Linked DNA regions of Homo sapiens: region 1 is linked to region 2. A link is a contact called in ENCODE Hi-C data. All regions are on one chromosome and are shown on one strand. The core of a region is the stretch at or near the end of the contact, and the rest is flanking DNA. Distances in the headings are between cores, read along the strand shown. Region 1 overlaps PPFIBP2 (PPFIB scaffold protein 2). Region 2 has its middle 27 kb from the start of OR2AG2.

Region 1 (4,005 bases), core at 1,505-4,004, 790 kb after region 2:
AGGTCCCAGGAGATCATTAGACCTTCCCACTCCCCTGGAGTCCAGCTAACAAACTTCCAGGAGCAAAACCACTTGGGCCTGCAGGGAAGGGGCTACCTAGTACAGTGTCATTCTCCAGCAGGCCTGTCTTTGGCCTGCAGGAACACTTGTGCAAGTGGGGGATTCCTAGATCACTTTTCTTGGGAAAGTCCCTAAACCACTTTCTGGCCTCTGAACTCTTAGGGGAGGGAAGTGATCCAAGTGGCAAATATCTTGTGACTGGCAAGCCAAGGTTAGGGACCAACCCTTCCCCTGCCTCCCCACATGCTGGAGCTTTTGAACTGAGTTGAAGATAGCTGGGCCCAGGGCTCTTGGCCCTTGAATGCAGCTTGACATCTGGTCAGGCTGCAGGATCTTAGGGTTTCCTCTTTGTAGCATCCTAAAATCTGGCCTCACTAAATGGTCTCGGTCCAGAGGTGGGATTCGACTTAGAGCTGACTTACAAAGAATACAGATAAAGGAATATTGGGAACTGTGCTTACCTTGATGTGGTTTAAGGTCTGAGGATGTGAAGAAAGTCTCTCCTGGATTAAGAGGGAAGGGGAACACCAGTGGGTCAGGATAGAGGCCGACAGCCCTGGAGAGGAGGCTGCCTTCTTCCCATAACTTTCCCAGCTGCGTGTGTAGGATCAAATGGGGGTGTGTGTTAGTTTGCTTGGGCTGCCATAACAAAGTACTGGGGGGCTTACACAACAGAAATTTATTTTCTCACAATTATGGAGGCCAGAACTCTAAGATCAGGGTGTTGGCAGGGTTGGTTTCTTTTGGGGCCTCTCCTTGACTTTTATTTATTTTTTATTAATTTTTTTTTTCTTTTTGGAGATGGAGTCTCACTGTGTTGCCCATGCTGGAGCGCAGTGGCACGATCTTGGCTCACAGCATCCTCCACCTCCTGGGTTCAAGTGAATCTCCTGCTTCAACCTCCTGAGGAGCTGGGATTATAGGCATGTACTACCACACTTGGCTAGTTTTTGTGTGTGTGTTTTTAGTAGAGATGGGGTTTCACCATGTTGTCCAGGCTGGTCTTGAACTCTTGGCCTCAAGTGATCCACTCACCTCGGCCTCCCAAAGTGCTGGGATTATAGGCATTAGCCACCATGCCCAGCCTCTCCTTGACTTTTAGATGGCTGTCTTCTCCCTTTGTCTTCACATGGTCTTTCCTCTGTACCCATGTGTCCTAATCTGCTCTGCTTTTAAGTACACCACCTATTGGATTAGGGCCCACCCTAATTATCTCATTGGAATGTAATTACCTCTTTCAAGACCTTATTTCCAAATATAGTCACATTCTGAGGTACTGGGGGTTAGGACTTCAACATAAGAATTTTGAGGGTGTGGGTACAATTCAGCTCATAACAGGGTGTTTCCAAAATCCTCATTGAACAAGGCTCAGTGTCATGGTGAAGCATGGAGAGGCACTTACTACTGATCCTGCCAACCTTGGGACCAGGAGAGGATGGTGGACCCAGCTAGCTAGTGGAGGAAGCCTGACTGGCCTCGTCCAAAGGCTCAGCTCCAGGCCGAGCTGTTTACTTGTAGTCAGGCTCTCTGGCAGCAGTAGTTTCTGTGCAGTGTCTTCATCTGGCTCCCGTGTGGCCCTCGGAACTCCAGTGAACACAGAGCTGCTAATACCCTCCAGCCCAGGCCTTCGGGGGAAGCCTCCTTCTCCTCTGATGGAGGCAGAGGCCAGGCTGTTGTTGACAGTGCACACAGGCCTGTCTTTAAAGAAATTCTTTGGTCTTCTACTGACTTAACTTTTTTTATTGCAAGGGGAAAAGCATTGCATTGAATCAAAATTAAACTGTTCAACAAATGTTGAAATGAAGGCTCAAATTACAGAATACATTTTGATTAATTCAATTAGTGTTTACCTCCAGCCTGCCAAATTCTGGGGCCTATTCCTCAGCAGGCAGCCAGGGAGGCTCGTAGGAGGGAGTTGGCTATAGGCAAAAGTTACGCACGCTCCAGCTAATAGAGAAAACTTACCAATTCATATCTGTTTTTTTTTGTTGTTGTTGCTTAGCATTCTAAAATAATGGAATAGGGAGAAGTGCCTGGTTTTATTATCTATTAGGGGAAGTGACATCCTTTTTTCTCATTGGTCCTTCAGGAATACAATTGCATCCATCAGTTATGTCTCTCACTCATGCCAGGCCCAAGCGTAAGTTCCCCTTATGGTAGAGACGCTTTCACCTCTGAATATCTGGCTGTAAGAGAGAAGGGACCCCAGGTGTGGAGAAAGTTCGATGAGAGAGGCTGTCATGGATAGCCCCCAATCCTTCTTTCAGAGTGCTGGCCAAGGTTACATGCCCAGCCTCCCTTCACTTTCCACTCAGGTACACAAACACTTAACATTTTGTGTCAACAAACATTTACTGAAGGTCCTGTGCCAGGTTCTTTGCTGGGCTCTGAGGATAGAAAGGTGAATGGAGCATACTCCTTGCTCTCTAGCAGTTAATCTAGACAGGGAGGCAGACACATTGAGAAATAATACAAATTATTATCATCTTCATAAATAATATAGACAGCTCTGACGATAAAGGTGTGTACCAGATATGACAGGAGCAGAGCTGAGGCATCCAGCACCTTCAGGGATGAGGGGTAATGGTGTTAGGAAAGGTTTTCTGGCAGTGGTCATTTGGATAAGGCCTTAGCATGGGTGGGATTTGAAAGTAGAGATGGAGAAAAGCACCCACGTAGAGGAAGTACAGAAAATGGGGTATTTCTGTATGCGAGGGTAGGACGTGGTCCAGTGAAGCTGGAACTCAGAGTGGTGAGGACTATAGCGGGGAAGGTTAACTGTATTAGAGGACTTTGGCAGAGCTGCAAAATGCAGCTTCTCTCCTGAAAGCACTGTGAAGCCGAGGAATGTTTGAGAGCAGAGGAGCATGTCATGAGCTCCATGGAACATGTCTTGCCTGCACAGGGAAAGAAAGACAGATTGCAGGGAAGTTGGCTAGAGGTAGAAAGCCCAGAGGAAGCAGCTTTTGCAATCTGGCTGAGAGATGATGAGGTTCTAAACTGTGGTGAGGTGAGAGGTAAGGAGAGTTTGGTGGAATGTTAGGACCTATTCAGGGAGTTTGAATGGCACTGTAGAAAGAGCACCAAATGAGTCATCAGGAACTTAGGTTCAAATCTCAGTTCTGCTGGAAGGGAAAGTAGAATTCTCTGCCCCCTGCCCTGAAAAGTCCACATCCCCAGGTGGTGGTTTGGTTTTTTGTGTTAGCCTGTTACTATAAAAAGAATTCAAATGTACACAGAAATAGAAATAGTAAAATGCATCCTCTTACCCATCATTTAGCTTAACCTCTTGCTTGTATTATTTTTTAGGGGGGCAATTTTTGAGATGAAGCTTTTTGGAAATATTCACTTTGAGGTTGCATTTGAAGCATTTCTCTGAATCTGTTTATGATCTGGTTGAGGCAATGAAATAATTTCACGTCCATTTGTTCCTCCCTGGAGGTAAATTGTGTGTATGCATGTGTGTTCTTTGCTGTAAGAAGGAAAATGAGGGTAGCTTCCCTTGAAGGGTAAGTTCTGGGGCTGAGGAGGCACATTGCCAACCGGGTCCTGTCAGGGGCATGAGGCTCTCTGTCTGCTGTGGGGGCAGGTGTGGTGTGGACAGGGGAGAGAATGGAGGTAAGGACTACCACAGGTCAGACACCCTTATCCATTCACTGGGAGGGGCTTGTTGCCCAGAGCTTAATTCACACTGACCAACCTGACAAGGCTGGTCCATAAGCCAGACACCAATTTAATTTACTCTGGCAGGCATTGTGCAGTGGCCACAACGCAAATGCCTGCTTTCCCAGACCGCCTTCCTGGCCTTACCCCACCTGGCAAAATGAATTACAGCATCATCCGCAGGTTGCTGGGGAGCCATGCTCTCAAATAGAAGGCACCATGTGCATTGCAGGTGCATCACTACAGGCCCTGATGGGACCTCATAGGCTCTTTCTGGTGCAG
Region 2 (3,947 bases), core at 1,187-3,686:
TCAAATTTAAGACTACAGTGGCCACCCTTGTGTTTTTTTTTTTCTGATCCCCAAGGAAGAAGTGTCCCTAATCTCTGTGCAATACTAATTCCGTCCTTGAAATCCTGCTCCTACTTATCTCCCCTAGGGTCTTGCTTTCTATCTCTTGAGTCTAAGATATCTCCAGCATCTTACTTTCTTGGTTGCTTCACTCTGGACAAGAAAACATACTCGAGGCTTCCCATACTACTTAAATGCAAATTGGTTCCTGCCTATTCTATAAGTTTTTACTTTCTTTATATTTTCATTATTTCTAGATTTCTCAAAAAAGTATTTCAATTAGGCATATCTGGCTCAATAAATGTTTGTTGATGAAATGAATTGATGAATTCGTTCCACCTACTTCTCATCATTTAGTCTCACTTCATCTTTTTCTTAAAAAGTTCTCTATAAGCCTGATGCTCACATTCAAATTACCAAGTCAGATGTCTCTACAATATTTTCATCCTACTAATTCTAGGGACCTGTCTTTTTTGACTGCCTCTCCTTTCTTGTATCCATCATGAAAATATTCCTTTAAGTGAAACTGATCACACAAGTAACATGGATTAGAGATTTATCAAAGATAAGCTAAAAATCCCAGAATTTGTTTCACGCTTTTTTTTTTTTTGAGACGGAGTTTTGCTCTTTTGCCCAGGGTGGCATGATGTCGATCTTGGCTGCAACCTCTACCTTCTGGGTTCAAGCAATTTTCCTGCCTCAGTCTCCTGAGTAGCTGGGATTACAGGTTCCGCCACCACACCTGGCTAATTTTTGTATTTTTAGTGGAGACGGTGTTTTACCATGTTGGCCAGGCTGGTCTCAAACTCCTGACCTCAGGTGATCCACCCACCTCGGCCTCCCAAAGTGCTGGGATTACAGACGTGAGCCATCGTGCCCAGCCTTCATACATGTTTATTGAGGGCTTTCAGTGTGTTGAAAAAAGTTCTAGGTGCTGTGGGTTGACTGATGAATAGATTAGATCCCTACCCTTACAGAATTCACATTTTAATAGAGGAAGGATTATGAACTTGTAAATGTATGAATAAGTAGATAACATTTTCAGAGTTTTTTAAGTGCTAAGAAAGAAATAAGGAAGTAATGGGATTAAAGGTCACTTGAGACTACTTTAGATTTTGTGCTTAGAGCGTACCTCTTTGAGGAGATGTATCTCTGCTGTTAACTATGTGATGCTTTAGGCCCTTCTTGTCTTTTCTAGTTTCTACCAAATTTTAGTTTGCCTCAGACTCTGACACCTACCCTATATCTTACTATTCCTTTGGATTAGGAGTTGTTCTTTGGACTTGTTGGATTAACTATGTAGAAAGGTTTATTCAATTAAAAACTCATCCTAAATTCCTGGCTCTAGCCCTTTGGCCACATCTTCTTCTAGGAAAATTTTTGATAAAGGAAATCCACCCAGTTTTGATGGTGAAATGGTGAAGCAGGAAACTTTTATGTCGTGGAAGCTTCGTTTTCCTAGTTCTTCCCCCATAATTTTGCTTCCTGTTGAATACCCATTACATATTGGACATTAGTGTGCCCTATTTGCCTATTCTGTGAGAGTAGCCCTTGAATCTATTTTCTCACTCCTCTTGTGATCCATTTTCTACATTCCATCCTGAAAATCGTATTTAAATCATTTACTTCTTTGTTTACAAACTTTTGAAATCCTACATTCGTTTATGATACAATGAAAACTACGTGACCCTGGCCGTTAAGACCCCTCATAATGTGGCAGCAATTAACCTCTGTAATTCCTTTTTACAACCACTCTTTTCCCTTTTCCTACCATCTGGGTCACTCTCTTCCCTTAAATGCCACATCAGCCATCTTCCCTCCACCTCAAGGACCTCAAGATGTTTCTTGACTTTGCATATTTCACTATATGAACCCTTCCCTACTTTCTCTCCCTAGGATTTTACACTCCTGACCTAGTTCATGTTTCTCTTTATTTGTGAAGCTTCATTAATTTTCCAGGTCAAGTTAGCAACTCTCTTTTCTGTGTTTGCAATACTAGCTATTATTCAAATGAGTCAAATTAACAACATGAAACTTTTTTACTTGAGCCCTTTGTTCCTGGAAAACAGTTATGGTTAAAGAAATCCATCCACTTTTTTTGTGTTCTGAGAAAGGGATTATTACAAAAAACCACCCCTCCCCATATGACTTAGATAAGGCATATGTGTCTTTTTTTTTATGATAGGCCAGACACAGACTCTTTAAATTCTCATTCTCAGCTTCATAAAAGATTAGCTGAACTGTTTATCCTCACTGGACAGTAGAAACAAAGTGATTATTAACTTGACCGAATATCAGTTAAATTTCTCTTCCTCTTCCATGCTCGTGAGTTTTGATCTATCCTTCTTCTGACCCAGCATACAACCCTCCTAAGAATCAGCTGACCTTGGGTAAAACATTTCATGGTGATCTTCCTGTCCCCATACTGATATCTTTCTAGCTTTGTTGATCCTTCACCATAAAAGGAAATCTTTTTCTCTCTGGTCTTTGAGATGCTTGTAGCTCTTGTGGTTGGATGGTTTTCTCTATTGCAATACTCTCCTTCCTCTTGTTGCAATGATCCTTGTGAATAAAGTCTCTCTTTACCTAAAAATGTGTTTGTTTTTATTTGATAACAAAAGTTACCAAAATGTTTTTTGTCTGTTTCAATTATATACTCCTTCTTCTCCCAGATTTGTAGCTTTTTGGAACCAGTCTTTTTCCTTTTCCTACCATCTGGCTCACTCTCTTCCCTTAAATGCCACATATTGGACATTAGTATGCTCTATTAATGACAATGCCAAATCCACATTTGTATTCCCAGCATGTCTTAATCTCCCTGTGTCTGACTGCTCCCTATGTTTATTTACATCAATTTCTCTTTCTACTTTAGTTTCTGGGTCTGTTGCTGTATCTCTCTGTCTGCTCTATTTCCTCTGTTCTTTACCTACCTGTCCTGAGGCCAAGATCCTGTCTTCAGGTTGCTCCAGAGAGACGTGCATGGAGAGTAGGTTCCTTTTCTGGGGCTGGGGCTGCCGACGTACAGCTTCACCCCAGGCTTTGGCCCCTTATGTGAGACAGGAAACTGAGTTTATCCTCAGAGCAGTGCAAAACTTCCTGCTGTAAGGTTTTACTTTCGTATTTGTTTTTTGTTTCTAAATCTGCTGATTGAAAGGAAGCCTGTTTATGCTTTCTTGCGAACACCATGTTCATATGGGAACTGGACCATGTTTACATTGGGACCACCATGTCCTTACATGGCAGAAGAGCAAACAGGCAAAAGAGGGCTGAAATCACCCTTTTATAACAGCATTAATACTATCTATGAGGCAAGAACTCTCATGGCCCTCTCACCTCCCAAAAGCTCCATCTTCTAACACCCCCACAATAGGAACCAAATTTCAACATTAATTGAGAACAGACAAACACTCAAACCAGAGCTCCAGTCAAATCCTCGATGAGACCATGATCTCAGTCAACACTAGATTACAATCTGGTGACATCCTAAAGTAGAGAACATAGCTGTACTTTACCTGGACTTCTGGTTACAGAAACTACAAAATAATAAATGTGTGCCATTTCAAACCTCTAAGTTTGTGGTAATTTGTTATGCAGCAATAGAAAACTAAAATATGTCAGTTGATCATCTTAATGAGAAATGGTTTTGGTAATGGCCATTTTCAAGATAGGAAAAAGAAAAATAATCACAGGAGATAGATGACAAACCCAAGATCACACAGGTAGTAAGAAGCAGACAGAGAACTCTAAGTCTAGCTTTCTTCCCATGACACTATGTGGTCTAACAGAGAAGAAACCATGGTTGCCTCTGCAACTGCCCATCTAAACGAAAGCTCTCATTTTTCTTATCTCTGATGGACAGAGATGCCTGCAAAACAGCTCCCTTATTTGCCTTTCACCTCTGAGGATAA

The links. A loop is a pair of places that touch in the nucleus more often than their neighbours do. Pooled maps may share reads with other maps.
Region 1: a pooled map shows a loop between it and region 2 (2.7-fold over the local background). The contact joins two enhancer-like sites. A Hi-C loop is called at or near these places in 1 of 168 maps with a recorded cell type or tissue (CD4-positive, alpha-beta T cell), 8 of 37 single-sample maps with no recorded cell type and 2 of 50 pooled maps.

What each region holds. Positions count from the first base shown.
Region 1 is chr11:7,530,996-7,535,000 of GRCh38, forward strand. All of the region lies in intron 1 of PPFIBP2 (PPFIB scaffold protein 2), which reads left to right. All of the region lies in intron 1 of LOC124902806 (leucine-rich repeat extensin-like protein 5), which reads right to left. Among named protein-coding and RNA genes, the nearest start is that of PPFIBP2, 19 kb to the left of the region's middle. RefSeq lists an enhancer at 140-309. Within about 2 kb of position 2,755, at least 4 of the 41 ENCODE cell types and tissues checked have a DNase peak (open chromatin) inside an H3K27ac peak, as active enhancers do.
Region 2 is chr11:6,743,380-6,747,326 of GRCh38, forward strand. No RefSeq gene overlaps it. Among named protein-coding and RNA genes, the nearest start is that of OR2AG2, 27 kb to the right of the region's middle. RefSeq lists an enhancer at 3,110-3,299. Within about 2 kb of position 2,437, at least 11 of the 41 ENCODE cell types and tissues checked have a DNase peak (open chromatin) inside an H3K27ac peak, as active enhancers do.